2 separate regions of the Homo sapiens genome follow, and region 1 is linked to region 2. A link is a loop called in an ENCODE intact Hi-C map of the cell type or tissue named here. Cell type or tissue: psoas muscle. All regions are shown on one strand.

The links. Hi-C counts contacts between places; a loop is a spot of excess contacts. Peaks named below come from ENCODE experiments on the same cell type or tissue, not always from the same donor. Only the 100,000 strongest peaks of a DNase experiment are listed, where the experiment ranks them.
Region 1: a loop joins it to region 2, with 2.5 times the contacts of the local background. A loop is called at or near these places in 9 of 110 quality-filtered maps.

What each region holds. Positions count from the first base shown.
Region 1 is chr1:29,258,789-29,261,288 of GRCh38, forward strand. It overlaps PTPRU (protein tyrosine phosphatase receptor type U), which reads left to right. Exons shown (of 30, transcript NM_133178.4): 4 at 473-554; 5 at 661-776; 6 at 1,082-1,256; 7 at 1,822-2,115. Among named protein-coding and RNA genes, the nearest start is that of PTPRU, 24 kb to the left of the region's middle. In psoas muscle, no CTCF peak of the experiment used is centred here; DNase peaks (open chromatin) are centred at 715 and 1,243; H3K4me3 peaks cover 1,281 bases.
Region 2 is chr1:30,110,297-30,112,796 of GRCh38, forward strand. No RefSeq gene overlaps it. Among named protein-coding and RNA genes, the nearest start is that of LINC01648, 74 kb to the left of the region's middle. In psoas muscle, a CTCF peak has its summit at 1,375 (motif pointing left); no DNase peak of the experiment used is centred here; H3K27me3 peaks cover 1,873 bases.

The DNA.
Region 1 (2,500 bases), 850 kb before region 2:
CAGTCAGCGGTCAGCCTGTGCCTGGAGGTGGGGCAGATGGATGTCAAATTGAGGTTGGAGTAGATGAGTGGCTGAAGTTAGAATGTGTCTGCATTCAGTATCAGAGGCAACCTGTGGTCAAGGCCAGGGGTCAGTCTGGGGCCAGTCTGGGTTCAGCATCTGAGGTCATTGTTCCTAGGAATAGCCTCTGGCCCAGGTCAAGGGTGAGTTGGAACAGTGCTGACCTGGAAACTCTGTCTGGCTGCTTGAGGGTAACTGTCCAGGATTTGGGTGGAAACTGGCCTCCACCTTGTTCACTATGGGCGCTGGGACCCCACCCCCAACTAGCTGGCTTGGGAGGGAGGGTCAGTGTGAGCTGGGCTGACCTCTGCTAGTTGAGGCAGAGGAGGCTGAGGCCGAGCTGAAAGTGGGCACCTCCCCAGGCAAGGCTGGAGGAATATCAGTATGATAGGGGCCCTCCCGCCTCCCCCAGGTGCTGTTTGAGGCCCTCATCTCCCCAGACCGCAGGGGCTACATGGGCCTAGATGACATCCTGCTTCTCAGCTACCCCTGCGGTGAGTCCCAGCCCACTGGGGGCGCAGGGGTAAGGGGTGTGGGCGGCCGCGGCTCCTGCCTGCAGGGGGTGCAGGCCCAGCTCACGATGCAGCTCTAACCCCGCAGCAAAGGCCCCACACTTCTCCCGCCTGGGCGACGTGGAGGTCAACGCGGGCCAGAACGCGTCGTTCCAGTGCATGGCCGCGGGCAGAGCGGCCGAGGCCGAACGCTTCCTCTTGCAAGTGAGCGGGAGCGGTGATCTTGGCTGGGGGCGGGGTGGGAGGGGGTTGGTGGCTGCTTCTGGCCCTGACTCCCCCCAGATTGCTGAGTCCCTGCTTCATACTCCAGCACTGCGCACAGCGTCCCGGCCCTCCCCTAGCTCTGCTCTGCGCTTTCTTGGGTCCCCCATTCCCCCAGGTTAGAGCGCGGCTCCAGGAACCTATGTCCGCGCGGTGTAGTAGGGACGGCTAAATGGGGCCCGGGTCAGAGCGAGATCGGGACCCCTCGCTCCGAGGCGCCCCTGACCCCCTCACTCTCTTCCCTGCAGCGGCAGAGCGGGGCGCTGGTGCCGGCGGCGGGCGTGCGGCACATCAGCCACCGGCGCTTCCTGGCCACTTTCCCGCTGGCTGCCGTGAGCCGCGCCGAGCAGGACCTGTACCGCTGTGTGTCCCAGGCCCCGCGCGGCGCGGGCGTCTCTAACTTCGCGGAGCTCATCGTCAAGGGTCAGCTGGTGGACGCCGGGGAGCGCCGGGACCTCACCCTCGAGGGGCGGGGCCGGCGACGGGGGCGGGCTCTGCCCGGGGGCGTGGCCGTGGGGGGTGGGGCCGGCAGGGTGTCGCTGGGGCGCTATCTGAAGATGGGCCTGTGGAAATGGCAGTGGCCCAGCCGGGATGAGATCTGATCTAGGGGTCGGGGCTGGCTTCGAGGGGGACGGACAGGGTCAAGGTGAGAGCCTAAAGAGGGGTGGGGTTCTGGCTGTGTGACTTCTGTGTTGATCCTAGCTGGCCTGCGGTCCGCTCCAGGAGGCGAGGATGTGGGGGATTAGGAGGGGCCTGAGAGAGGGGTTGTGGGCTGATGGGCGAGGGCGGGGTCAGCCTTTGGAGCCAGGTGCCCCTTAGGGCCCGGGATTTAGTGGGGGTAGGAGAGCGGGTCTGGTTGAGGGCTTGGTAGCAGCGTGAGAGGCCCTAGGAGGACGGAGAGGGATTTGGGTGTGGTGGAACTCAGAGTTGGGTGCTGGGGTCTCACAGCAGCATCGGTCCGCCTCGCCTCTCCCCCATCTCCTCGCAGAGCCCCCAACTCCCATCGCGCCCCCACAGCTGCTGCGTGCTGGCCCCACCTACCTCATCATCCAGCTCAACACCAACTCCATCATTGGCGACGGGCCGATCGTGCGCAAGGAGATTGAGTACCGCATGGCGCGCGGGCCCTGGGCTGAGGTGCACGCCGTCAGCCTGCAGACCTACAAGCTGTGGCACCTCGACCCCGACACAGAGTATGAGATCAGCGTGCTGCTCACGCGTCCCGGAGACGGCGGCACTGGCCGCCCTGGGCCACCCCTCATCAGCCGCACCAAATGCGCAGGTGGGTGCAGCAGCTACCCCTGGCCTCAGTCTCTGGTGGGCCCAGGGCTATGGAGGGGCGCATTCGAGAGGTAGCGTGGCCTGTGCTTGTAAACCTTTCTAAAACATTGTGATTTTTCCTCAACCCTTGTTATGGTAAAGATAATGATAGCTAATACTTTACTTTGTGTCAGGCACTTAAACATATCTGTGTGTAGACACACACACAAACCCATATTTATAGATTTAAAACTTACAACACTACCACGATGTAGGTGCTCTTGTCGTACCCATTTTAGATGTGACTGAGGTACAGAGATGTTAAGTGACTGGCCCAAGAGCACACAGCTAGTAAGTGGCAGAGATGGGATTGGAACTCTTGACTGGCTGACTCCAGAATCTGTGTT
Region 2 (2,500 bases):
AAACGCATTTGTCTTTCAAAGCTCTCAGGACTCCACGATGTAGTAACCTTTAAAAATTTTTAACAGCTTTATTGTGTTACAACAATAAACCGTATATATTTAACATACTGATTTGATGAGTTTGACATATGTACCTACTCGTGAAATCACCATCACAGTCCAGGTAACAGACATACACATCACCCCCAGGTGAGTCCCCTGCCCCTCGGTCAGCCCCCCTCCCATCCTCCCATCACTCACCACCATGCCTGCCTCCTCTGCCCCAGACAAAAATTCATCTGCTTTCCATGACTATCAGTTAGTTTTCATTTTCTAGAATTGTATCTGCTGGAATCATACACTATGTTCTCTTACTTGTCTGGCTTCTTCCACTCCACATAATTACACTGAGATTCCTCTAGGTGATATGTATCAACATTTCCTTTCTTTTTATTACTGAAAAATGTTCATTGTATGGATGAATCACATTTTGTTCCTCCATGCACCTGTTGATGAGTATTTGGATCATTTCCAGTTTGTGGCTATAAATAAAGCTGCTATGAACATTTGTGCACAAATGTGTGCATGGACATATGTCTTCTCTCACAGGTAAACACTTTGGAGCAGAATGACCAGATCATATGGTGGCGTGTGTTCAACTTTCTAAGAAACTGCCAAGCTGTTTCCCAAGGTGGCTTTGCACTCCGCATTCCCGAAAAGAGCCCCAGCCACTCCTCATCCCTCCAGCCCCTGGTGCAGGCAGTTGCCCTTTTATCCTGGGCGGGTGAAGTGACATCCCGCTGTGGTTTTCTTTGGTCCGTCCCGATAACTAACGACGTTGAGCATCTTTTCATGTGCTTACTTCTCACCCTAGCTCTTCATTGGTGATGCGTCTGCTCAGAGGATAATCTGTCATAATTAGGGTCTTCGTTTTATTATGGTTGAGTTTTGAGGGTTATCTATGTGCTCTGGGCATATCTTTACCAGATATGTATTTGGCAAATATTTTCTCCGAGTCTGTGGCTTGCCCTGGGTGAGATTTTTTTTATTTTTAACACATTGATCAATCAATGATTGGCAAGAGCTTCACTGAGAAGGCCCGAGCTGACAGAATGAGTCAGGGTCCAAGCCATTCCCTCCACAAAAATAATCACAAAATAATAATAATAATAATAATAATAGCAAGCAGAGAGGCTTGTGAAGACTCATCAAATCCGTCCTCCTGTCGCCGGTGGCCTGGACTCTATAGAGAAGTCATCCTAAAAATCGGGATCGCCGTGGGGAGGGGAGTGGCGGGGGGAGGTGGATTAGGTCCAGAAAAGCGCACACTCCGGGACCTCGCACAGCATCATTTTGCTGATGCAAGATCGCCCTCTTATGGCCACGGTTCCTCCAGCCACTGAGCTCTGCCCCTCTCTGGGGCTCTGTGAGGCACTGGAAGACAGATAAATGGAAACATTTGTTTTGGCTCCCAAGTTTCTGATGAATACAAGTGTTTTCATTCGCTGGGCAAATATCTCAGTGGAGATGGATGAAAATAAAACTGCGACTGGGGGAGTTGATTCCCGCTTCCCTGGATGAGGCTGCTAAGGGAGGGGAGGTCAGAGGTGGGGCTGGAAGAGAAGCTTGTGTACATGCAGGGCAGAACCCCCATGTCCCCAGGGCCAAGGGCTTCCTGAGGGGCCCAGGCTTTCATGTGCACATCACGGGCCCTCAGCCCGAAACCCCTGAGACGTGGGGTTCCTGGCTGAGAATGCCTAGGAGTGGCCAGTTCTTAGCACCTGCTGCTCCTAGGTCCGGCTCTCACCTGAATCCTCCAAACTCACTGTGTCTGGCCTCCTGCAACCACTGGCCTTTCTCTGCCCCATATTACCCAAGGCTAGGAAGCCTACCAGCCTCCTCCATTTCCTGCAGGACCACAAAGAGGAGGCTGCGACCCACCACTGACATTCCAGAAGCCTAGGTCAAAGGGCAGGGGACCGCAGCACCAAAAAAACAAGACAGACAGATGTTCCTGCCTGGGGTTCCAGAGATCTCCCTGGCTGGCCTCTCCCTTCTGTGGCCCTGACCTGCTGCTCTGGTGTTGATCTACCCTCCTAGGCTCTCTCCACCATCCCCTTAAATGTCAGATCCCCCTCATACTCCCGGCTCTCGTGCCATCACGCCCCAACCCTGACTTCCTGTTGCTGAGTACAAGGCACTGAGTCCTGCCCTCTGCATGTTCCTAAAGGCCCAGGAAAAGAGTCACCTGGCTCAGTTCTTGGTGACACCATTGTAAGCAGCATGAAGAAGCCCTGCAATGCGGTGCTCAGGAGCCTGGCCCTGAAGCCCACGTGCAAATGTCCACTGCACCAACTATGACAACTTCTTTGATTGCTGTGTGCTTCAGTTTCCCCATGTATAAAGGGGAAATTATAGTTTATACTTCATAGAGTTTTCTAGAGGGTTGCATGATTTGAAACCTTTACTGGGTTTAGAATAGTACTTCACACATAGTAAATGCTCAGTTAGTGTTAATACA